2 separate regions of the Homo sapiens genome follow, and region 1 is linked to region 2. Evidence: read pairs that join two places in POLR2A ChIA-PET (ENCODE). Cell type or tissue: A673. All regions are shown on one strand. Each heading gives the region's core, and the rest is flanking DNA. Links, peaks and the distances in the headings are about the cores only. Region 1 overlaps MAP3K10 (mitogen-activated protein kinase kinase kinase 10). Region 2 overlaps SPTBN4 (spectrin beta, non-erythrocytic 4).

Region 1 (9,394 bases), core at 557-8,556, 320 kb before region 2:
CGAGCTGCAGCTAGAGGAGATCATCGGTGTGGGGGGCTTTGGCAAGGTCTATCGGGCCCTGTGGCGTGGCGAGGAGGTGGCAGTCAAGGCCGCCCGGCTGGACCCTGAGAAGGACCCGGCAGTGACAGCGGAGCAGGTGTGCCAGGAAGCCCGGCTCTTTGGAGCCCTGCAGCACCCCAACATAATTGCCCTTAGGGGCGCCTGCCTCAACCCCCCACACCTCTGCCTAGTGATGGAGTATGCCCGGGGTGGTGCACTGAGCAGGGTGCTGGCAGGTCGCCGGGTGCCACCTCACGTGCTGGTCAACTGGGCTGTGCAGGTGGCCCGGGGCATGAACTACCTACACAATGATGCCCCTGTGCCCATCATCCACCGGGACCTCAAGTCCATCAACAGTAAGTGGTGTCCTCTCCCCAAAATTCCTTCCACAGAACCTCTCAAGGCCAGGCCTAGGTGGTGGGAAACAGGGTGAGGGACACCAGATGACACTGTGCCTGGAGTGAGAAGGGGCAGCAGTATGATACCTTCAGGGTGAAGGTGAGGTAGGCCTTGCCTGCCTTAAGGGAGAAAAAGGAGGCTCAGAAAGGTTGAAGGACTTACCTGCCTCCCAGGCTGCAGAGTCACAATCGCTCAGTAAACATGTATCCATGAACACCTGCGTTCCCTGCATGAACAGGACAGATGCAGTGCCTGCCTTCAAGGTGCTTGCCATCCAGCCATGCTGCCAGAGTCCACCAGGCAGAGACAAAAAGAGCCTACCCCGTCTGGAGTCAGTGTCTCTCAACCCCAGCACTATTGGCACTTGAGGCCAGATCATTGTTGTAGGGGCTGTCCTGTAAATTGTGAGTTGCTTAGCGGCATCTTTAGCCTCTTCCCACTAGATGTCATTAGCATTCCCTGCCCCCTCTCCCCAGCTATGACAACCAAAAGTGTCTCCAGGCATTGCAAATGTCCCCTGGGGGGCAGAATCACCCCCAGTTGAGAACCATTTCCTGGAGTCTTCATAGGCCGAGCTGGCCAAGGCAAACTGGAAAAGATGAGGGAGGAATTAAATTGATGTGGCTTATATAAAAGCTTCCAGGCTGCCTGATAGGTTCTCCAAAGTTGATTGGTTGGTTGAATAAATAATGGAGCCAGGTAGAAGGGAACATTCTGCAAGACTCATTTCTAGATGGAAGAGCTTCATGTGGTGTCAACAAGTATTAATTGAGCACCTATTAAGCAGGAGCCCAGCTGGGAGTAAGACAGCCATGGTTTCTGCCCTGACAGTACTCACAGGCTAGCAATTTCATTCATTCATTCCACAGATATTTCCAGAGTGCTGTGTGCCAGACCCTGTCCCAGGGATACAGCAAGAAAAAAAAAATCTTACATTCCTGGCTCTCCCATTCGTGCTGTGCCCCATCTCACTCCCTTTCATTTCTTCATTCATTTGTTCATTCTTCCATTTGGTATTTACCAGGCCAGATCATGTGCTAAGCAAAGGCATCAGCAGTGGAGAAGGCCAGCATGTCCCCGGCCCTCACGTCACTCACAGTTAAGCCCCAAAATGTGAAGGTGCCCCCTTTGCTCTCAACACCCACATCTCATCTATTCCTGATTTCTGTCACTTCTACATCTTGAAATTTATTTTAATCCATCCCACTATTTTTAGGAATATATTGCTATTCCCCACCCATAGCAATTGTAAGCCCCTAGAATAGAGGGACTGCATCTTCCTTGCCTCCCAAGCCTGACATTTGTATATCAACAGAGAGCTTGGCTGGGCGCGGTGGCTCACGCCTGTAATCCCAGCACTTTGGGAGGCCGACGTGGGTGCATCACCCGAGGTCAGGAGTTCGAGACCAGCCTGACCAATATGGTGAAACCCCTTCTCTACTAAAAATACAAAAATTAGCTGGGCATGGTGGCATGCATCTGTAATCCCAGCTACTCAGGCTGAGGCAGAAGAATCGCTTGAAACCAGGAGGTGGAGGTTGCAGTGAGCCGAGATTGCACCACTGCACTCCAGCCTGGGTGACAGAGCAAGATTCCATCGCAAAAAAAAAAAGCTAACATGTGACCACGATGTGCCAGAGCTGGTGCTGTGTCTGGGGAACTGATGCTTATGCCCCAGCACCTCTGAAATGTTGGGTAAATGGAGGCAGGGCCACCCAGCATGCTCCTGTTGAAGGCTGGGACTCCTCAGCCCTTCCTCACCTCTGCTGATTGACAGCACGCCCCACACCCCCAGGTTTTTTGTAGCCAGTGCTATCTGGTCAAAGGGTCAGTGGGCCTCTTATGGCCAGGGCTTCCTCCCGGGGTGATGGGTCTGCTCTGTGCCAGAAACAGAGGACACAGCGCCTCCACAGCACTGCTTCCCCACTCATCCTACCCTAAGGAGCGCCTCATCTGCCATCATTCATTCATTGGTTCATTCCACCAGTAATTCTTAAGTGCCTACTCTTACTAGGCACTGCCTCAGCTCTGGGATTACAGAAGTGAACAAGGCAAGATTTCTCCCTCCCCCAGCTATGGAATTTATATTCCGGTGAACAGGAATAAATGATGGATAGATGGATACCAAAATTTCAGAGAGTATCAGGGGCTCTCAGTGGACTAAGGCAAAGGCTGGAGCAGAGGGTTCTCTTTATTTAGATCGGGTGGTCAGGGAAGGCAACATTTGAGCAGAGACCTGAACAAAGGGGACCCAGCTTTACAAAGATCTGGGGAAGGGGAACAGTGGGGCACATGCCCTGAGGTGGGAGTGAGTGTGTCTCACTGGAGAACAGCAAGACCAGAACAGCAGGCATTGAGGCAGAGATGGGAGGAAGTAGGATCAGAAAGGCTGGCAGGAGCCAGATCACATAGGACCTTGGGGGCCATGGTGAGGACTTGGGGTATTTTATTTGATGTAGTGGAAGCCATTAGAGGATTTGAAGCAGGGAGTGACATGATTACATAAAGATTTTGAAGGGGGACTGACTTAGGCCCAGCCTGGGAAATACAGAAATAAAGCATAAAACCATGAGATGTTCCCTCTGTCACAGGGTTTCGATACAAACAGGAGAGGTGGGGACCTAAGAAGGGAAAACTTCTGCAGAGGTGGAGTTACAGACTAGGAATTTACAGTGGGGGCTTCCAGGAGGAGGTAACACTGAAGCCCGCCCGGCCTTTTTTTTTTTTTTTTTTTTTTTTTTTTTTTTTTTTTGAGACAGAGTCATCTCACTCTGTGACCCAGGCTGGAGTGCAGTAGTGTGATCACAGCTCACTGAACCTTCCGCCTCCCGGGTTCAAGTGATCCTTCCACCTCAACTTTCCAAGTAGGCAGGGCTACAGGCGTGCGCCACCAAGCCTGGCTAATTTTTGTATTTCTAGTAGAGACGGTGGTCTTGCCATGTTGGCCAGGCTGGTCTTGAACTCCTGACCTCAGGTGATCCGCCTGCCTTAGCCTCCCAAAGTGCTAGGATTACAGGCATGAGCCACCGCGTCCAATCTGAAGCTGGGCTTTAAAGGATGGGCAGGATTATCAATTGTGTGACCCTGGGTGATTTGCCAATCTCTGCCACCTTCAGTTCCTTCATCTGCCAAATGGGCATGATAGTAGAACTACCTTACTATTATTATTATGACTGGGAAGTAGCCAGGAATGGCAAAAAGAAAAGTGGAGAAATTCGGAACAATTATGGCAATATCACACACTAATAATAACAGCTAACACTTTTAAAGGCCCTATTGCTTCAGGCAATAAATTTTTACTATAACGCTAGAAGGTAAATTCTGTTACGAGCCCCATTTCATAGAGGAGAAGTCTCGGTGTGAAGATTAAAGTAAACTGTACAGGGTTATGCACCTAGGAAGAAGCAGGGCTGAGACTCAAACCCAGGCAGCACACTGTATACTTTGGAGCCTCTATGTGATAGAAGGTAGTAAAATATCTCAGCAGTTAAGAGATTGAGCTCTGATGACAAAACTAATTCAAGCCTTTGTCCTGCCATTTTCTAACCATGTGACCTCTTGGCCAAGTGACTTCTGAGCCTCTGTTAGCTAGTCAAGAAAAATGGGTTGTGGCTGGGTGCAGTGGTTTACTCTTGTAGTCCCAGCAATTTGGGAGTCCAAGGCTGGAGGATTGTTTAAGCCCAGAAGTTTGAAGCTACAGCAAGCCATAATCACACCACTGCACTCCAGTCTGAGTGACAGAAAAAGACCCTGTCTCTTTATTTATTTATTTATTTCATTGAGATGGAGTCTCGCTCTGTCATCCAGGTTGAAGTGCAGTGGCACGATCTCGGCTCACTGCAACCTCTGCCTCCTGGGTTCAAGTGATCCTCTCACCAAAGCCTCTCAAATAGCTGGGACTCCAGGCACCCGCCACCACACCCAGCTAATTTTTGTATTTTTAGTAGAGACAGGGTTTCACTATGTTGGCCAGGCTGGTCTCGGTCTCCTGACCTCAAGTGATCCACCTACCTTGGCCTCCCAAAGTGCTGGGATTACAGGCATGAGCCACTGCTCCTGGCCAACCCTGTCTCTTTAAAAAAATAAAAAAGGGCTCGGGGTGGGGGTCATTCATGAGTCAATTCCTATAGAGAGCTTAGCACAGTACAAACACTAGCCATGATCCTCATGGCTGTTAGTGACAACCCGGGTAGAAAGTAAGCTAGAACCATCCAGTATGTTTAGGGAATACTTCAGTCAGATTTTGTCACGATCATGCTGTGTAATAAGCTACCCCCAAAACTCGGCATCTTAAAACAGCCATTGTGTATTACTGCTCCTGCATTTGCGGACCAGCTGGAGGGTAAACTGATGGAGGCTGGGCTCAGCTGGAGAGGCTTTGCTCCAAGTAGCTCTCATCTTCTTGGACAAGCAGGCTAGCTGAGGCATGTTGTCATGGTGATGACACAAGTGCAAGAGGGCCAGCAGACATGCAAGGCCTGGGCTTGGAATTGGCACCCTGTCATTCTTAGCCAAAGCAAGTCATACGGCTGAGCCAGAGTCAGGGTGCACTCTGCCTTTGTTTTTGTTTTTGTTTTTGTTTTCTCGGAGACAGAGTCTCGCTCTGTCACCCAGGCTGGAGTTCAATGGCGCAATCTCAGCTCACTGCCACCTCCACCTCCCAGGTTCAAGTGATTCTCATGCCTCAGCCTTCCAAGTAGCTGGGATTACAGGTGAGCACCATGATGCTCGGCTAATTTTTGTATTTTTAGTAGAGATGAGGTTTCACCATGTTGGCCAGGCTGGTCTCGAACTCCTGACCTCAAGTGATCCGCCTGCCTTAGCCTCCCAAAGTGCTGGGATTACAGGTGTGAGCCACCGTGCCTGGCCATACTCTGCCTCTTTAGCAGAAAGAATGGCAAAGTCTCATGGCAGAGTGTGGACACAGGAAGGGGTAGAATTGGGACCCTGACTGCAGTGTGCCACGGGGGTGATAGACACGAGGGGGAAGCCACGTTCCTCCCTTCTGCCCCAGGTTTGCACTTCCTGCTTCCAGGGTAGCTGGGAACTCAAGGCCTGGAGGACTAAGGCCTTGGCTGTTGTTTCTTTTTTTTGAGACGAGGTCTCACTCTATTGCCCAGGCTGGAGTGCAATGGCAAGACCATGGCTCACTGCAGCCTCAACCTCCCAGCCTCAAGTGATCCTCCCAACTTAGCCTCCCAAGTGGCTGGGACTGTAGGCATGCACCACCACACCCAGGTATTTTTAAAAAGTTTTTGTAGAGATGAGGTCTTGCCATGTTGCACAGGCTGGTCTCGAACTCCTGGGCTCAAGTGACCCGCTTCAGCCTTGGCTGTTGGTTCTTGACCATTCATGGAGCTCCCCAAAGCCCAGGACAGAATCAGGAGGGCAGAGGACACAGGAGGAGCTCCCTACTCCCTCATGGGAGCCTGGGACAGGGATTAGACCTGGGCGGAGGGGCTCATGGATGTTCCAGGCCAGGAAAGGACCTGCCACAGAGCGGGGCAGCCTGAGGCAGTGAGAGGAAAGACGTGTTTCTAGCTGAGGCAGCGGGCCAGAACACTTGGGTCTGCGGCGTGGCAGGTCTGGGGTGACCCACCTTTCTTCCCACCCCACAGTCCTGATCCTGGAGGCCATCGAGAACCACAACCTCGCAGACACGGTGCTCAAGATCACGGACTTCGGCCTCGCCCGCGAGTGGCACAAGACCACCAAGATGAGCGCTGCGGGGACCTACGCCTGGATGGCGCCGGAGGTTATCCGTCTCTCCCTCTTCTCCAAAAGCAGTGATGTCTGGAGGTGCTGAAAGGCGCGGCCGGGATGGCCTCTGGGGAGTAAGGGAGGGAGGAAGGGGTGAGGGCAGAGTGGGAGGGAGGGTCTCCTGCTGAAGCCAGGATCTCAGTCTGACAAAGGGACCTGCTGGCAAGGTCAGGCCACCAGACAAGTGCCAGTTACCTGTTCAGCTAGCACAAATGGCAACTAGGGGGCACACTGGATTAGAATAAAAAGCTCATAGGATCTAGAGACAAGGCCGGGCGCGGGGGCGCACACCTGTAATCCCAGCACTTTGGGAGGCCGAGGTGGGCGGATCACTTGAGGTCAGGAGTTTGAGACCAGCCTGACCAACATGGTGAAACCCCATCTCTACTAAAAATACTAAAATTACCTGGGCGTGGTGGCAGATGCCTGTTGTCCCAGCTACTCGGGAGACTGAGGCAGGAGAATCACTTGAGGCCGGGAGGCAGAGATTGCAGTGGGCTGGGATTGGCCACTGCACTCCAGCCTGGGTGACAGAGCGAGACTCTGTCTCCAAAAAAAGAAAAAATTTAAAAAAGCATAGAGACAGCACATGGATGCTAGCACTGAAAGCCCCCTCAGACACTAGCCCATGCACTGTCCCATCTGTCAGACAGGAAAATGATTAATTCACTCATTCATTCCTTCATCTAACTGCACCGGGTTCTAGGGATATAGCAGAGAAGAAAAATACATGCAATCCCTGCCCTCAGGAATAGTAAGTCAGTCAACATACAAGAAGCTCTTTTTTATAAAGCTGTTTTTTAAGAAAATTATAATTTTTAAAGACAAGTACACCAGAAAAAAGTGTTAGTACAAAGTGCGAGGAGGCTGAGAGGAAGGCACTTTAAGGGCTGGAAGACTACTTTTGGGAACGCTTCTCTGAGCAATCTGAGAAATGATACTTCATCTGAGTTCCAAGTGGCAAAAAGGAACCAGTCACGAAAAGTTTGGAGGAAGAAGGAGGTGCTGAGGTGAGCATGGTGTGTCCCAGAAACAGCAAAGAGGCCCATGTGGCTGCCACTGTGCAGGCAAGGAAGAGAGAGGTAGGAAATTATGTAGGAGAGGGAGCTGGAAGGCCCTGTGGGTGAGGGAGTGGCCTTCAGGTTTTATTCTAATGAAGTAGGAAGCCATGAGGAGCCATGTCTGAATAGAGTGGTAGCTCACACCTATAATCCCAGTACTTTGGGAGGCCAAGGTGGGAGGATCACTTGAGGCCAGGAATTTGAGACCAGCCTGGTCAATGTAGTGAGACCCCATGTATATGAAAAAGAAATTTTTAAATTAATTTTTATAAAAGGAAGTAAATAAAAACTCCTTTGGAGGCCGGGTGCGGTGGCTCACGCCTGTAATCCCAGCACTTTGGGAGGCCCAGGTGGGTGAATCCCTTGACACCAGGAGTTTGAGACCAGCCTGGCCAACATGGTGAAATCCCACCTCTACTAAAAATACAAAAATTCGGCCAGGCGCGGTGGCTCACGCCTGTAATCCTGGCACTTTGGGAGGCCGAGGTGGGTGGTTCACTTGAGGCCAGGAGTTCATTCAGGACTAGCCTGGCCAACATGGTGAAACCCCATCTCTACTAAAAATACAAAAATTAGCCAGGCATGGTGGTGGGTGCCTGTAGTCCTAGCTACTCAGGAGGCTGAGGCAGGGGAATTGCTTGACTGCAGGAGGCAGAGGTTGAGATGGCGCCGTTGCACTCCAGCCTGGGTGACAGAGCAAGACTCCATCTGAAAAAAAATACTTAAAAATAAAAGCTCCTTTGACTGTTAGGTAGAGACAGCCAATGATGGGTCTGTTGCTGTCACCAGTGAGAGTTGATGGTGGCCATGGAGACTTTCAACCCAGGACCTTCTGCTTGGTTGGAGCCAAACCTGGGTCTCCCCATTTACTGTTCCCGTCAATTCCCAGCTGAGGCTCCAGATTGTCCAAGCAGCAAATTAATGGGTATGGGACTGAGACAGATCAGACAGGAAGTCTCCAGCTCAGCCTAGAGCAGAGCAGCCCTTTGGGAGAATTTCCAACTGGCTGTACATCAGGCGTTCATTTGTGCTACCTTTTTTTTTTTTTTTTTTTTTTTTGGGACAGAGTCTCACTCTGCCGCCCAGGCTGGAGTGCAATGGCACAATCTCAGCTCACTGCACCCTCCTCCTCCCAGATTCAAGTGATTCTTGTGCCTCAGCCTCCCGAGTAGCTGAGATTATAGGCATGCACTGGCTAATTTTTATATTTTTAGTGGAGACAGGGTTTCACCATGTTGGCTAGGCTGGTCTTGAAGTCCTGACCTCAGGTGATCCGCCCGCCTCAGCCTCCTAGAGTGCTGGGATTACAGGCATGAGTCACTGCACCCGGCCGGGCAGGCTAATTCTTTCTGATGTGGTCCTGTCCTGTACTTAGCAGGATGCAGGATATCCACACCTCCCCGCCATAAACTTCAGTAACATTCTCAGTCATTATTACAATCACAGTAACCCCATAGGTTTCCAAGGACATGGGAGAGAGGGGTGGATCATGCTACCCTCCAGTTATAAACCACTGTTTCTCCCCCACCTTGTATGGTCTCCATTCTGAAGTTTACTTCATGATCCAAAATGACTGCTTGAGCTCCAGCGTTTTTTGTTTTTTTTTTTTTTTTGAGCTGGAGTCTTGCTCTGTCGCCCAGGCCGGAGTACAGCGGCGCGATCTTGGCTCACTGAAACCTCTGCCTCCTGGGTTCAAGCAATTATCCTGCCTCAGCCTCCCAAGTAGCTGGGACTACAGGCACATGCCACCAGGCCCAGCTAATTTTTGTATTATTTATTTATTTTTTTTAATTTTTCAGTAGAGACGGGGTTTCACCATATTGGCCAGGACAGCCTTGATCTCTTGACCTCATGATCTGCCCACCTGGGCCTCCTAAAGTGCTGGGATTACAGGCGTCAGCCACCGCACCCAGCCTTTTTTTTTTTTTTTTTTTTAACAGGGTCTTGCTCTGTCACCCAGGCTGGAGTGCAGTGATGCCGTCACAAATCATTGCAGCCTCAACCTCCTGGGCTCAAGTGATCCTCCCACCTCAGCCTCTCTAGTAGCTGGGACTACAGGCATGCCACCACACCAGGCTAATTTTTTGTAGAGACGAGGTCTCACTTTGTTTCCTACGCTGGTCTCGATCTCTTGG
Region 2 (9,394 bases), core at 438-8,437:
GAGGCTGGAGACTGAGGTGTGACTGTCATGAGTTCAGGGGCAAAGACCAAGGCTGTGGGGCTGGGTGGAATCATTGAAGAAGGGTGTGAAGGAAAACCCAGAGGGCTCAGGGTGGAGTTGCTGCTGAGGAATCTCACATTTAAACATCAGGTAGAGGCTGGGCGTGGTGGCTCACGCCTGTAATCCCAGTACTTTGGGAGGCCAAGGCAGGTGGATCATATAAGATCAGGAGTTGGAGACCAGCCTGGCTAACATGGTGAAATCCCGTTTCTACTAAAAATAGAAAAGTTAGCTGGGCGTGGTGGCGCATGCTTGTAATCCCAGCTACATGGGAGGCTGAGACATGAGAATCGCTTGAATCCGGGAGGCAGAGGTTGCAGTGAGCCACAATCGCGCCACTGCACTCCAGCCTGGGTGACAGAGCGAGACTCTGTCTCAATACATACATACATAAATTAATTAAATTAAATTAAATAAGTTAAATTAAATTAAATAAAATAAGCAGCAAGTAGAAGAGAAGGAGCCCACAAAGGAGGCTGAAAAGAAGGGTGGATTGAGAATTAGGAGTAGAACCAGTAGAAGGTATTTCATAAAACCAAGGTCCGCAGGGTTCGGGTGTCTGAGCATCTCCATCCTCCTGCAGATTCGAGAGCCTGGACCAAGAGATGAACAGCCTGATGGGCCGCGTTCTGGACGTGAACCACACAGTCCAGGAGCTGGTGGAAGGAGGCCACCCCAGTTCAGATGAGGTGCGTTCCTGCCAGGACCACCTCAACAGCAGGTAGGAGGGCCTGGGGCTGGGAGTCCCTCCCATCCTTCCCTTCCACACTCACACAGCCATGGACAGCAAGATGTGCAATCTCAAACCCCTGGAATCATAATGGCCACCCGATAAATCAACAAAATGTTGACCAAAAATCATAATCCCTGATACTGGTGATGACGTGGTAAAATTAAAACAACATTTCAGTTGGCTGTTCATTTATTTGTCCAGAAAGAATGTATTGGATATCTACAATCTGCCAGGAGTATTCCCAAGCACTTTATATACCTTTCTAAAGTATCCCAACATTCTTCCGGGCACAGTGGCTCATACTGTAATCCCAGCACTTCAGGAGGCTGAGATGGGTGGATCACTTGAGCTCATGAATTCAAGACCAGCCTGGGCAACATGGTGAAACCCCGTCTCTCTCTCTACGTGCGCGCACACACACACACACACACACACACACAAAATATATATATACACACACATATATATACACACATATATACGTATATATACACATATATACGTATATATACACATATATACGTATATATACACATATATACGTATATATACACACATATACGTATATATACACATATATATGTATATATATATACACACTATATATATGTATATATATATACAAAATTTAGCCAAGCATGGTGGTGCACATTTGTAGTCCCAGCTACATGGGAGGCTGAGTTGGGAGGATGCCTTGAGCCCAGGAGGTAGAGATTGCAGTGAGCAGAGATTGTGCCACTGCACTCCAGCCTGGGCAATAGAGCCAGACCTTGTCTCAAAAAAAAAAAAAAAAAAATTCCCAATATCCCAATTTCCATAGTAAAGATCCTAGAATTCAGAACTCTCTCTCTCTCTCTTTTGAGACAGGATCTTGCTCTGTTGCCCAGGTTGGAATACAGTGGCATGATCATGGCTCATTGCAGCCTCCAACACCTAGGCTCAAGCGATCCTCCCACCTCTGCCTCCTGAGGAACTGGGACTACAGGTGCATATCACCATGCCCAGCTAATTAAAAAAAATTTTTTTTGTAGAGACAGGGTCTCACTGTGTTGGCCATGCTGGTCTTACAACTCCTGGGCTCGGCTGGGCGTGGTAGCTCACACCTGTAATCCCAGCACTTTGGGAGGCCAAGGCAGGTGGATCACCTGAGGTCAGGAGTTCGAGACCAGCCTGACCAATATGGTGAAACCCCATCTCTACTAAAAATACAAAAATTATCCGGGCATGGTGGCATGTGCCTGTAGTCCTAGCTACTCAGGAGGCTGAGGCAGAAGAATTGCTTGAACCCGGGAGGCAGAGGCTACAGTGAGCCAAGATCACACCACTGCACTCCAGCCTAGGTGACAGAGCAAGAATCTATACCAAAACAGACAAACAAACAAACAAACAAACAAAAACCTCCTGGCCTCCTCCCACCTTGGCCTTCCAAAGAGCTGGGATTACAGTGTAAGCTACTGCTCCTAGCCCAGAACTCTTTAAGATAAGTAACAAACTAATATCAGTACCTCTGGAATACTACCAGCAATTCTCCCAGTGCAGGTGGGGTTCATAGATGAAGATACAAGTCCAAAAAGGTGAACTCCTTATCCAAGATTACTCAGTCTATAAGTAGGAGTCAAATACAGTTCTGGCTGAATCCTGAGCTGTAGCTGTTTATCTAATATATCCAGTCTTCCTGGTAACACTATGAGGTGGAAACTACCCCACATTAGAGAGGAGAAAACTGGATCTCAGAGAGGCGAAGATGGAGGCCCAAGGTTACACAGCAAGTTAGGGGATCAAACCGGGCTTTGAAGATGGATATGTTTGACTTCAAAGACTGTGCTCTTTTTTTTTTTTTCTTTCTTGAGACAGGGTCTTGCTCTTTCGCCCAGACTGGAGTGCAGTGGTACGATCATGGCTCACTACAGCCTTCACCGCCCCCGACCCGAGCTCAAGAAATCCTCCTGCCTCAGCCTCTTGAGTAGTGGGACTATGGATGCACACCACTGCACCCGGCTAATTTTTGTATTTTTTGTACAGATGGGGTCTCACTCTGTTGCCCAGACTGGTCTCGAACTCCTGGGCTCAAGTGATCTTCTGCCTTGGCCTCCGCAAGTGCTGGAATTACAGGCATGAGCCACTCTGCCCCACCCAAAGACTACGCTCTTGACTCTGTGCTGCAAGATTCCAATATCCAGGGATTTTAAAACCTCTGTAGCCAAGACCATCGCAAAGCATCCAGGCCTAAAAAAATAACTACAATCATAACGATTTACAGCATGTAGAGAGATCTATATGCCAAGTGCTTTAGCCACATGATCTCGTTACACACTCAATGAAGTGGACTTTATTATCCCCATTTTCCAGATGAGGAAACTGAAGATCAGAGAAGGAAATGATTTGCCCAAGGTCACATGGCAAATCTGGCCAGAGCAGAACTTGAACTCGGGTCTGCCTGATTTCAGAGTCCTAATCTCTGTCCTCATGGTGTGTCCATTCTAGAGGGGGCAGAAAGACAGTTAAATACACTAATAAATGGACAAGATATTTAGAGAATCATAATGGCTTTATGCAAGAAACAGGCAGGGCATGGTGGCTCACGCCTGTAATCCTAGCATTTTGGGAGGCCGAGGCAAGCAGATCACTTGAGGTCAGGAGTTTGAGACCAGCCTGGCCAATGTGATGAAACCCCATCTCTATTAAAAATATAAAAACTAGCCGGGTGTGGTGGTGCACGCCTGTAATCCCAGCTACTTGGGAGGCTGAGGCAGGAGAATCCCATGAACCTGGGAGGCGGAGGTTGCAGTGAGCTGAGATCGTGCCACTGCACTCCAGCCTGGGCAACAGAGCAAGACTCTGTCTAAAAAAGAAAACAAAATTTAAAAAACCCAAACTATTGAGGACCCCAAGAGCTTGTTTTAGTGGGTCATATCTATTGCTATTTACTATATTAGAACTTAGTACTGAGAAAATTTAAAATGTTTTTATTTTTATTTATTTATTTTGAGACAGGGTCTCATTACTCTGTCACCCAGGCTGGAGTGCAGTGGCACAATCATGGCTCACTGCAGCCTCGACTTCGCAGGCTCCAGCAATCCTCCCATCTCAGCCTCCCAAGTAGCTGGGACCATAGGTGTGCACCCCCACGCCCAGCTAATTTTTGTATTTTAGGAGTCTCACCATGTTGCCCAGGCTGCTCTCCAACTCCTGAGCTCAAGCGATCCACCTGCTTCCGTCTTCCAAAGTGCTGGGATTACAGGTGTGAACCACTGCACCCGGCTGAGAAATTTGAAAACATTATTTAAAAATAACAATACACTGGGAGTGGTGCGTGCCTGTTAGACCTGTGAGGCTGAGGTGGGAGGACCGCTTGAGCCTGCGAATTGGAGGCTTCAGTGTGCCATAAACGAGTTCATGAATAGCCACTGCGTTCTAGCCTGGGCAACATAGTGAGATCTCACGTCTTAAAAAAATTTTTTTAAATCTAAATATCTAACGTGTTAATATAACTTTTTTATTAAAAATAACTTTTCATAACACAAAATGTACTAAGAGTGGCATTGTTTCGTACCTTTGCAAATCTCTTTAAAGTCTGGTTTAAGAGATGGCAGCTGGGCTTCTCTTAAATCAGAGTCGGCTTCTGCTCTCAGTCTCTCCTGCCGCCTCTGGAAAACTCCACTGAACACTCGGGAAAGAATGAGAGTGAAAAAGCAAATGGCGTCTTAACACATTTTTATGAAGATAGTTTTGTCCTCTATCAGATTACATGTTGAGAATGGCTGCCCTAAGCAAAAGTGCTGCGTAGGGTTCCATTTTACACCGGCAGAAACTGGAGAAACTTTCTGAGGTCACACAGTGGCTGGGTGGCTTGGGCCTGGATTCTACCCTGGGTCGGCGGGCCCTCCGCGCCCAAGAGGAGTCCCTGTCCTCCTCAAGTCACTCTCTTTCCCCTGGGCAGGTGGAACCGCATCGTGGAGCTAGTGGAACAGCGCAAAGAGGAAATGAGCGCGGTGCTGCTGGTGGAGAACCACGTGCTGGAGGTGGCCGAGGTGCGCGCCCAGGTGCGTGAGAAGCGGAGAGCTGTGGAGAGCGCGCCCCGGGCCGGCGGCGCCCTGCAGTGGCGTCTTAGCGGCCTAGAGGCCGCTCTGCAGGCGCTGGAGCCGCGCCAGGCGGCCCTTCTGGAGGAGGCAGCCCTGCTGGCTGAGCGCTTCCCGGCGCAGGCGGCGCGGCTGCACCAGGGCGCGGAGGAGCTGGGCGCCGAGTGGGGCGCGCTAGCTAGCGCGGCTCAGGCCTGCGGCGAGGCGGTGGCGGCAGCAGGGCGCCTGCAGCGCTTCCTACATGACCTCGACGCTTTCCTGGACTGGCTCGTGCGCGCCCAGGAGGCGGCGGGCGGCAGCGAGGGGCCCCTGCCCAACAGCCTAGAAGAGGCGGACGCGCTGCTGGCGCGCCACGCTGCGCTCAAGGAGGAGGTGGACCAGCGCGAGGAAGACTATGCTCGCATCGTGGCGGCCAGCGAGGCGCTGCTGGCCGCCGACGGCGCAGAGCTGGGCCCGGGCCTGGCACTAGACGAGTGGCTGCCACACCTCGAACTTGGCTGGCATAAACTGCTCGGCTTGTGGGAGGCGCGCAGGGAGGCGCTGGTCCAGGCGCACATCTACCAGCTCTTCCTGCGGGATCTACGCCAGGCGCTCGTGGTGCTGCGTAACCAGGTGCCCACTCGGGGTGTACATTTCGGAGAGGGAGAGTCCGAGGCCGCGGGGGGATTGCAGGGACAGGGACATGCGGGGGTGGGGAGGAGGGTGTTTCCTGGGACCACTGGGTTCTGAGGTGGGTGGGAGGTGAGAGAGTATCCGGAATGGATAACTGAGTTTGTGGAACATCCAGTGTGTGTGGAAGTGTGTATGTAACAGAATTTGAGGAGTATCATCAGTGGGGTAGGTTGGTGTCTTATCGGAGGTGACAGTTTGTGGGCTATCCCGAGTAAGTAATGCACGAGGATATTTATTGGAGTGGCTTCCTGGGTTCGTGGATTATCTGAAAGGAAATAAGACTATGAGGTTGATTGGCGATGGTTAAATGGGGTTCAAAGAAGATCTTGGTATGGATAACAAAGGATTAGGATTATGGAGGTAGGTAACAGGCTGAGGGGTTATTGGAGTCAGTCAGTGATTGTGGATTACATGGTGTGGATGGCTAAATTAGCACAATATCTTCATTTCTGGGAATGACAACTATGGATTCTCTGGAGAGAGTAACTGTGTCTGTGGCATGAGGAACCAAGTGCAGTGGTTATCTGGGGACAGCCAATCCAGTTGGGAGATCACTCTGGGATGGGAACCAAGTTTGAGAATTTTGGCAAGATGGAACAGCCAGTTTTCAGATTGTCCAGTGTTTGGGGATCATGTTAGAAAGGGTGCCTGCCTGTACTGGTTATATAAGGGATGCTGACCCAGTTTGAGGATTATCTACAGCAGTGGTCCCCAATCTTTTTTTTTTTTCTTTAGATAGAGTCTTGCTCTGTAGCTAGGCTGGAGGGCAGTGGCGTGATCTCAGCTCACTGAAACCTCAGCCTCCCGGGTTCAAACGATTCTCCTGCCTCAGCCTCCCAAGTAGCTGGGACTACAGGCGCGAGCCACCATGACCAGCTAATTTTTGTATTTTTAGTAGAGATGGGGTTTCACCATGTTGGCCAGGATGGTTTTGATCTCTTGACCTCATGATCCGCCTGCCTCGGCCTCCCAAAGTGTTGGGATTACAGACATGAGCCACTGCACCAGGCCCAGTCCCTAATCTTTTTGGCACCAAGGACTGGTTTTCTGGAAGACAATTTTTTCCACAAACCGGTGGGAAAAGGAGGAATGTTTTCAGGATGATTCAAGCGAATTACATTTATTGTGTGCTTTATTTCTATTGTTATTACATTATAACATATAATGAAATAATTATAAAACTCACTATAATGTAGAATCAGTGGGAGTCCTGAGCTTGTTTTCCTGCAACTAGACGTTCCCATCTAGTGACATCTAGGGGTGATGGGAGGCAGCGACAGATCATCGGGCATTAGATTCTCATAAGGAGTGTGCAACCTGGATCCCCCACATGCGCAGTTCACAATAGGGTTTGTGTTCCTATGAGAATGTAAAGCTGCTGCTGATCTGACAGGAGGCAGAGCTCAGGCAGTAATGCTCACTCGCCCCCCCTCCACCTCCTGCTATGCGGCCCAGTTTTTAACAGGCGATGGACTAGTACCCCTCTGTGGCCCAGGGCTTGGGAAATCCTGATCTAGGGAGTGGAGGAGAAAGGACAGAGAGCCCCTGAATCATAAGATTACTAAATATGGAGCTGAAGTGGCCTTGAGAGACCCTTTCTGACCCACCCATTTAAAAAATAGAGACAGGATCTTGCTATGCTGCCCAGGCTGGTCTCCAGCTCCTGGGCTCAAACAGTCCCCCTGCTTTGGCCTCCCAAAGTGCTGGGATTGCAGGTGTGAGCCACCATGCCCGGCCCTGACCCACTCATTTTACTAGTTAGAAAACTAACCCCAGAGGGAAAAGAACTTCCTTGAGTTCACACAGTACCCAGTTTAGTTGTCTTCTTTTTTTGAGACAGGACCTCACTCTGTCACCCGGGCCAGAGTACAGTGGCACGATCATGACTCACTGCAGCCTTGATCTATGGGGCTCAAGCAATCCTCCCACGTCAGCCCTCCAAGTAGCTGGGACTACAGGCACGTGCCACCATGCCTGGTTAATTTTTTGTATTTTTAGTAGAGATGGGATTTCACCATGTTGCCCAGGCTGGTCTTGAACTCCTGGGGTCAAGTGATCCTCCCGCCTCTGCCTCCCAAAGTGCTGGGATTATAGGCATGAGCCACCGTGCCCAGCCTTCAGTCTTCATAGTAACCAATTTTTTTTTTTTTTTTTTTTGAGATGGGGTCTTGCTCTGTCACCCAGGCTGGAGTGCAGTGGCGTGATCTTGGCTCACTGCACCTCCTCCGCCTTCTGGGTTCAAGCGATTCTCCTGCCTCAGCCTCCTGAGTAGCTGGGATAACAGGTGTGTGCCACTACACCCGGCTAATATTTGTATTTGTAGTAGAGATGAGGTTCACCATGTTGGCCAGGCTGGTCTCGAACTCCTGACCTCAGGTGATCCACCCACCTCGGCCTCCCAAAGTGCTGGGATTACAGGCATGAGCCACCATGTCCGGCCTAATATTAACCAAATATTTACTGAGTGCCTCCTCTGTGCTGGGCGCTATTTTGGGGCTGAGCACACCTCAGGCAACAAAATACAAAATCCTGCCCTCATGTGGTTGACATTCTAGTATGTAGGGGAGGAGAGAGTAAACAAGTCAATGCATCGCTAATATTGCCAGGTACATGCTATGAGAAATAATACAGGAGGGTTGGCTGGGTGTGGTGGCTCACGCCTGTAATCCCAGCACTTCGGGAGTCCAAGGCAGGTGGATTACCTGCGGTCAGGAGTTTGAGACCAGCCTGGCCAACATGGTGAAACCCCGTCTCTACCAAAAATACAAAAAAATTAGCCGGGCATGGTGGTATGCACCTGTAATCCCAGATACTTGGGAGGCTGAGGCGGGAGAATCACTTGAACCCAGGAGGTGGAGGTTGCAGTGAGCCGGGATTGCACCACTGCATCCAGCCTGGGCAACAGAGTGAGACTCCATCTGCTCCCTCCCTGCCAAAAAGAAATAATACAGGAGGGTAGTGGGATAGGGCTGGGGTGGGAGTTGATAAATTTGGCAGGTTGGTCAGAGACCTGAAGAAAGTGAAGGAGCCAGCCATGGGGGTATCTGGAGGGACAGACTCCCAGGCAGAAGCACCAGCATGGGCAACAGCCCCGAGGTGGGACCACAACTGGAATGTTCTATGCTTGCAAGGTTGCGGGGAGTGGTGGCAAGCCAGGCTGGCAGCCTCTCCCAGGTCCTGGAATGGAATGAGGCTGACCTTTGCACCACGCTCCCTCCTCCCCAGGAGATGGCGCTGTCTGGTGCGGAGCTCCCGGGCACAGTGGAATCGGTGGAGGAGGCCTTGAAACAGCACCGTGACTTTCTCACCACCATGGAGCTGAGCCAGCAAAAGATGCAGGTGGCCGTGCAGGCTGCAGAGGGCCTGCTGAGGCAGGGCAACATCTACGGGGAGCAGGCTCAGGAGGCTGTGACCCGGCTGCTGGAGAAGTAGGTCCCCTAGACCCATCCACCCCAGGGAGGGGGCAGAAGATGGGGCCCAGCATAGGGGAGTGGTGTGGGAGGCCAGGGTCCCACTCCTTTCATCACGATTTCTGCTTCTCTGGGGCTCTTTCCTATTTCTATTTAATTCCATGTTGTCTTAGATTTGATTTAAGTGGATTTTTTTTTTTGAGACGGGGTCTCACTGTGTTGCCCAGGCTGGAGTGCAGTAGCACGATCTCGGCTCACTGCAACCCTCACCTCCCAGGTTCAAGTGATTCTCCTGCCTCAGCCTCCCGAGTAGCTGGGGCTACAGGCATGAGCCACCACGCTGGCTAATTTTTGTATTTTTAGTAGAGACACGGTTTCACCATGTTGGCCAGACTGGTCTTGAACTCTTGACCACCCACCTTGGCCTCCCAAAGTGCTGT

What was found. ChIA-PET counts read pairs that join two places held together with the same protein. Peaks named below come from ENCODE experiments on the same cell type or tissue, not always from the same donor. Only the 100,000 strongest peaks of a DNase experiment are listed, where the experiment ranks them.
Region 1: POLR2A ChIA-PET joins it to region 2 with 10 read pairs; 4 of 35 experiments call an interaction of 5 or more read pairs at or near these places.

The regions. Positions count from the first base shown.
Region 1 is chr19:40,192,319-40,201,712 of GRCh38, forward strand. MAP3K10 (mitogen-activated protein kinase kinase kinase 10) reads left to right here. Exons shown (of 10, transcript NM_002446.4): 1 at 1-395; 2 at 6,057-6,237. Among named protein-coding and RNA genes, the nearest start is that of MAP3K10, 5.6 kb to the left of the region's middle. In A673, for the core only: no CTCF peak of the experiment used is centred there; no DNase peak of the experiment used is centred there; H3K27ac peaks cover 278 bases.
Region 2 is chr19:40,514,668-40,524,061 of GRCh38, forward strand. SPTBN4 (spectrin beta, non-erythrocytic 4) reads left to right here. Exons shown (of 36, transcript NM_020971.3): 15 at 644-781; 16 at 4,734-5,484; 17 at 8,770-8,972. Among named protein-coding and RNA genes, the nearest start is that of SPTBN4, 52 kb to the left of the region's middle. RefSeq lists a silencer at 8,657-8,952. In A673, for the core only: a CTCF peak has its summit at 6,805 (motif pointing left); DNase peaks (open chromatin) are centred at 4,974 and 6,814; H3K27me3 peaks cover 1,971 bases.